Linked DNA regions of Homo sapiens: region 1 is linked to region 2. A link is a contact called in ENCODE Hi-C or POLR2A ChIA-PET data. All regions are on one chromosome and are shown on one strand. Each heading gives the region's core, a stretch centred on a gene start or an enhancer-like site at or near the end of the contact. The rest is flanking DNA. Distances are from core to core; before and after follow the strand shown.

Evidence for each region. A loop is a pair of places that touch in the nucleus more often than their neighbours do. ChIA-PET counts read pairs that join two places held with the same protein, here RNA polymerase II (POLR2A). Pooled maps may share reads with other maps.
Region 1: a loop to region 2 is called in a map of right lobe of liver, with 3 times the contacts of the local background. The contact joins the promoter of ARPIN here to the enhancer-like site in region 2. A Hi-C loop is called at or near these places in 13 of 168 maps with a recorded cell type or tissue (CD14-positive monocyte, GM11168, HCT116 and 8 more), 2 of 37 single-sample maps with no recorded cell type and 6 of 50 pooled maps. POLR2A ChIA-PET finds 5 or more read pairs at or near these places in 15 of 52 experiments (HCT116, HEK293, HEK293T and 9 more).

What each region holds. Positions count from the first base shown.
Region 1 is chr15:89,911,204-89,914,478 of GRCh38, reverse strand. ARPIN (actin related protein 2/3 complex inhibitor) reads left to right here and starts at 1,527. Exons shown (of 6, transcript NM_182616.4): 1 at 1,527-1,735. The coding sequence starts at 1,644. It overlaps ARPIN-AP3S2 (ARPIN-AP3S2 readthrough), which reads left to right and starts at 1,527. Exons shown (of 10, transcript NM_001199058.2): 1 at 1,527-1,735. The coding sequence starts at 1,644.
Region 2 is chr15:89,973,154-89,976,253 of GRCh38, reverse strand. No RefSeq gene overlaps it. Among named protein-coding and RNA genes, the nearest start is that of ZNF710, 27 kb to the left of the region's middle. Within about 2 kb of position 1,578, at least 4 of the 41 ENCODE cell types and tissues checked have a DNase peak (open chromatin) inside an H3K27ac peak, as active enhancers do; they include CD14-positive monocyte, where a contact is called at or near this core.

The DNA of each region.
Region 1 (3,275 bases), core at 278-2,777, 62 kb after region 2:
GGCTGGACTCAAACTCCTGGGCTCAAGTGATCCTCCCACTTCAGCCTCCTGAGTAGCTGGGACTACAGGTGCTCTTTCTTCCTAAAAATATGTTTAGTAATGGATGATTGGATGCAGAAAAAAAAATATATGTTTAGGTTGAAGAAAACACTTTAGACTGGGAGCAGTGGCTCAGGCCTGTAATCCTAGCACTTTGGGAGGCAGAGGCAGGTGGTGACATGAAGTCAGGAGCTTGAGACCAGCCTGGCCAACATGGTGAAACCCCATCTCTACTAAAAATACAAAAATTAGTCGGGTGTGGTGGTGAGTGCCTGTAATCCCAGCTACTCAGGAGGCTGAGGCAGGAGAATCACTAGAACCTGGGAGGCAGAGGTTACAGTGAGCCAAGATTCACCACTGCACTCCAGCCTGGGCAACATAGGAAGACTGTCTCAAAAAAAAAAAAAAAAAAATATATATATATATATATAATTCATATATTCATCTTTATGCCAACCCAGTGGTAAGATAATAATTTTTTAAAAAATTTTTAATGGAGAAAGGGTCCTTTGAAAACAAAAGTGCCTAGGACCCAAGAAAGTCATTGTCTGTGTGTGTGTGTGTGTGTGTGTGTGTGTGTGTGTGTGTGTAGCAGGGAAGGGAGAGGGTGCTTTCTTCTTCCAACATTGACAGCTCATGCTAGACTCCTAGGCACCTGCCTGGCCACCACCCCCTTTAAATGCCGCCCCCTCTCCCGGGGTACACCTGGCCTCCCTGAATGGGCCCACCTGCCCCGAGGCCTGGCACGAAGAAGCCAAACAAAAGAACAAAGATTCCTCAACAATCCCAGGGTCAGAAGAATCTTCTGTACCAGGCTTGGAAAATGCACCTGCGGACTATGACATACTTGGGCAAAGGGCATTGTGGGGCCAGGGAGGAGTTCAGGAGCTGTGCAGGAAGAAGGAGGGAGGGCAATGCTATGTTGTAGAAAGGGTGAGCTCATTAAACTTTACAATCCCCCTGATACTGACCCCATTTTACAGACGAAGAAGCATGGGCTCAGAGAGGTTGAGGAGCTTGCCCAAGCTCACAGCTGGGATTCAAACTTAGGCGTCTTTGGTCCGACACCCATGCCCCAGCTCCCTCGTCACAGATCCCTGGGATACCTGACTCAGCCATTGTAGGGCCGCGGGCGGGGCATAATGGACAGCTTCTAAGCTGACCACCCAATCCTCCCCAGTGGCTGTTCTCCATTCCTGCTTCCCAGAAACCCATCCTTCCCGGGCTGATCCTACAAAGGATCTTCTATAATAGGATCTTGGGGCCTCAATTTCCCTTTTGTGCGTGTGCTGGGGCAGGGATCTTCCTCTAGGAATGAGGAAGAGAGAGAGACAAGAGAAAAGCATGGCCTTTCTGCCCCACTGTGCTAAGCCCCCAGCCAGGGTCCTCCCGGAAGCCCAACTCCTGCCGCGCGCGGCCTGGCGTGCAGGAATGGAGCTCGGTCCCTTTAAATCCCGCCGAGGAACGCCTGAGGGCCGGGCCGCGCCATTCCCGGATCCGCCGGCTGGGAATCGCGGGTCCCCGCGCGTCCTGCAGCACTTCCCGCGCCGCGCCCCCAGCCCAGTGCGCCGGCTCTGTGCCGGGGTGCCCGGGCGGTCGGGAGAATGAGCCGCATCTACCACGACGGCGCGCTCCGGAACAAGGCGGTGCAGAGCGTCCGGCTGCCAGGGGCCTGGGACCCCGCCGCCCACCAGGGGTAGGCCTGGGCTCACGGCCTCGGGTCGGCCTCCCCTGCCCCGGCTCGAACCCCGCAACAGGATCGGGTGGGGGGGTGGGATGCGGGTGGGGGAAAACTGGGGTTGCCAAAGCCGCCTCTCCGCCTTCAGTCCGCCCCTCCAGTCCGCCGCTCCCGGCGCCCCTGCCGCCGCGCCCGCCCAGCGACCCCATGACACAGATCGGCTTAAAGCTCCCCGCCTGTCCGCCTGCCCTCGAGAGAGGGTCCCGACCCCCAGACAGGTCTCCGAAGGCTGGGCTTCGCCTCACGCCGACCTCCGGCCCCACCCCACCCGCGTAACTATAAACTCCAGCTACTTGCCGCGCTGCTTTTGCACAGACTCATGCCCTGCCCCAGAAGGGACAGTGGCCGTGCTGTGGCGGGAACAGCGGGCGGGCTGGTCCAGAGCAGGGCCTGCCTGGGTGAGGAGGATTTGGAGGGCCAGGCCCTGTCGTCACAGGGTTATGAGGCCGAAGGGACCATTCCATTTACAACTGCGCTGAAGAATTGTGCTAAGTGAAATAAGCCAGATACAGAAAGACAAATACTGTGTGATCTCGTATATGGAACCTATAAAAGCGTTGAACCATAGAAACGGCAGAACAGACCAGGCGCTGTGGTTCACGCCTGTAATCCCAGCACTTTGGGAGGCCGAGGCGGGTGGATCACTTGAGGTTAGGAGTTTGAGACCAGCCTAATGGTGAAACCCTGTCTGTACTAAAAATACAAAAATTAGTCGGGCGTGGTGGCAGATACCTGTAATCCCAGCTATTTGGGAGGCTGAGGCATGAGAATCGCTTGAACCTGGGAGGTGGAGGTTGCAGTGAGCCGAGATTGTGCCACTGCACTCCATCCTGGGCGATGGAGCAAGACTGTGTCAAAAGAAAAGAAACAGTAGAACAGTGAACAGTGATTGCCAGGGGATAGTGGATGGGGATGGGGTAATGATCAAAGGTACAAACTTTCAGTTATAGAATAAACAATTTCTGGGGACCTAATGTACAGCATGGGGTCTGGTGGGTGTGTTCATTAATCTGTGGTAATCATTACATAGTGTGTACTTAAATCATCACGTTGTGCACCTTGAATATATACAGTCTTTTGTCAGTTAAATATTTAGAAAAATAATTGTGGGGGGTGGGGAAGAATTGGATAGAGACCAGCTAGGTAGAGTTTTCACTTCCCACTCCCATCCCTATTCCACTGTCATCTTCAGCTGTCCCCATGCTTCTCCATTTCTGTGGATGCAAAAAAGGAAGCCTCCACGTTCTGCTTTTATGAAAACCAGAGTCGAGAAGCCAGGGGTCCACTTCCCCTCAGTGAAGGACCGTGTGATCTTGGACTAGTCTCAGACTTCTGAGTTTTGGTTTCTTCACCTCTCAGTAATAACCATTTCCTCGGGTTAATGACCACCTGGATATGAATGAGAAAAGGAATATGAGAGTGTTTAAAAACAGGTGGAAAGGGAAAATAGTTTATTGCAGCTTAGATACCTACCCTCACATTTGGACCAATAAAAAAG
Region 2 (3,100 bases), core at 329-2,828:
CTGGTTCTCTCTCTACTCCTGCATTAGTGAGTCCCATGGCAGACTCATGGATCCCCTGCTGTTGACCTAAATACCCTGCTCTTCTCCTCCTCTTTGGAAAATGAGCACTGCACACATGTCCTGCTGAAAGAAAAGGAACTGTTTTTAAACAGTCTGAGCTCCAGTCTTTTCTGTACCTCCAAATAGGGAAGTCACATATGTTCCCAGAGTTCTAGCAGACACTCTAGCTGTCATCTGGCACCATCCTGAAACTCAGAGCCGTTCTCCTGTGGGGAAACGCAGCCAGCCCCAGGTAGAACCAAAGTGACAGCGAATTCAGGGTGTTCCGAGTCTCCCGATGGCCAAATTGACCAAACCTGCCTCTCCTGGCCGATCTCCAGAGGCACAGAGAATTCATGTCATGTTTGAAAGAACAGTAAACCTGGCAGGCAAGGTGGGGAGAGAAGTGGTTAAAGACAAGGGCATAGGCATCAGCCAGACCTGGGTCTAAATCCTCAACTCATCACTCACAAGCTGGGTGCTGGTAGCAAGTTACTGAGCCTCCTGGGCCTCAGATATCTCATCTGTAAAATGGGGATAGCAGCATCCACTTCACAAAGCATTTGCAAGGACTGACTGATAAAATGAGGCGACAATGCCTGCATAAGTGCTCAAAATATGGGAAAAAATAACAATATTATTGTCATTCGATAGCTCCAAGCCTGGCCTAACTTACAAGCATGCTAAAGCTTCTTTTTAACTGGAAGGATCCTAAAATGGAGAGAGCAAAAGCTAGTTATAGCTTGGGTTCCCCTCAGTTGGAACCATGGCATGAAGAACATGGGCATTAGCTTCAAGTAGACTTAGGTTCAAGTCTGGCTGTCACTTATAAGTTGTGTGACCTTGAACAAGCCATGAGAGACCTTCTGAGCCATTATTGCTCCATCTGTAAAGTAGGCAAATGAAAACTGACTTCTGAGACTTGTGGTGAGAATGTCAGGTTGTTAACAGCTCAGTAAGTGGGTGGGCTGCGGTGGCTCACGCCTGTAATCCCAACACTTTGGGAAGCTAAGGCGGGCAGATCACCTGAGATCAGGAGTTCAAGATCAGCCTGGCCAACATGGTGAAACCCCGTCTCTGCTGAAAGTATTTTCTCTACTGAAAAATTAGCCAGGTGTGATGACGGGTGCCTGTAATCCCAGCTACTCGGGAGGCTGAGGCAAGAGAATCACTTAAACCTGGGAGGTGGAGGTTGCAGTGAGCCAAGATTGCGCCACTGCACTCCAGCCTGGGTGACAGAGTGAGAATCTGTCTCAAAAAAAAAAAAAAAGCTCAGTAAATGGTGGGTATGCCCTGGGCGTGTCCATGGCTGGCTGTGCAAGTGATGGCCCTCAATTAGCTGAGTGCAGGGGTGAGGCTGCTGTTATCTTTATTTAAGCAGAATTAATGTATTCCTTAGGCAAAGGATATAATTTATGGTGAGAGAAGAGGAAGAGGAAGCAAAAAGAGGAAGAATAATGAGCAAACAACAGTGCTACCGAGGAAGAGCTATGTGGAGTGACATTGCTTGAGATCTTTACGCACAGATGGTTTGCCACTCTGGGAGCCTTGCAATATGAGGGCAGGGCATTGGCAGTGGTGTCAGAAGAGCTGGGTTCTCCCTGGGAGGCAGAGGTTGCGGTGAGCCAAGATCATGCCACTGCACTTCAGCCTGGGTGACAAAGCGAGACCCTGTCTCCAATAAAAAATAAAAATAAAAATAGGCCAGGCACGGTGGCTTATTCCTATAATCCCAGCACTTTGGGAAGCCAAGGCAAGTGGATCACCTAGAGTTAGGAGTTCGACACCAGCCTGGCCAACATGGTGAAACCCTGTCTCTACTAAAAATACAAAAAATTAGCCAGGCATGGTGGCAGGCTCCTGTAATCCCAGCTACCTGGGAGGCTGAGGCAGGAGAATCATTTGAACCCAGGAGGCAGAGGTTGCAGTGAGCCGAGATTGCGCCATTGCACTCCAGACTTGGCAACAAGAATGAAACTCTGTCTCAAAAAAATATATAAATAAATACAAATAAAAGTAAAAAGAAGAGCTGGGTTCTCATCAGTAACTCTGGGCCACCCAGAAACTCACGCCCCTTTAGTTCTGGCTGAGCTGCTTTCCTTACCTGTGTGACCTCAGACCTCTGACAGCTTCTCTGAGCCTTGTGTCCTATTTGTAAAGTGGAACTATTAACACTTAACATCTTTCCCAGGATGGATGTGGAGGTTAAATAAAACATGGAATGTGGAAACACTTTAAAAACTGTCTAGAATCTCCAGGCGCAGTGGCTCACGCCTGTAATCCCAGCACTTTGGAAGGCCAAGGTGGACAGATCACCTGAGGTCAGGAGTTTGAGACCAGCCTGGCCAACTTGGTGAAACCCTGTCTCTACTAAAAATACAAAAACAAAAAAAAATTAGCCAGGTGTGGTGGCGCATGCCTGTAATCCCAGCTACTCGGGAGACTGAGGCAGGAGAATCACTTGAACCTGGGAGGCAGGGGCTGCCGTGAGCCGAGATCGTGCCATTGTACTCCAGCCTGGGCAACAAGAGCAAGACTCAGTCTCAAAAACAAACAAACAAACAAACAAACAAACAAAAACAGAAAACTGTCTAGAATCCTCTTCTGGCCTTAGATAGCCTTAAGGATCTATGGTTTGGGTCCTGCAGCTTTACAATATACATGACATATTTCCTTTTTTAAAAATTTAAAATATTTTATATCTTTTTAAAAATAAAATTTAAAATAATTAAAATAATTTTTAATTTAAGACTGGGTCTCACTGCATTGCCCAGGCTGGTCTCAAACTCCTGGACTCAAATGATTCTCCCGCCTTAGCCTCCCAAAGTGCTGGGATTACAGGCATGAGCCACTGCACCTGGCCACATGACACATTTTCAATGTACTTTTCCTGTGTCTGTTTCATGCCCTGAAGGACGGACAGGGTAGGAACAGAGCAGGGAGGGTAGCAACACAGAGTTTGGCATGGGCTGGCCTCCCTGATGGAGGAGGTGGTTGGGGTAGGGCTGTTAAATGGGCAGAAGTGAGGTGGCAGAAAGGCAGACAGTCTAGATGACCTGAA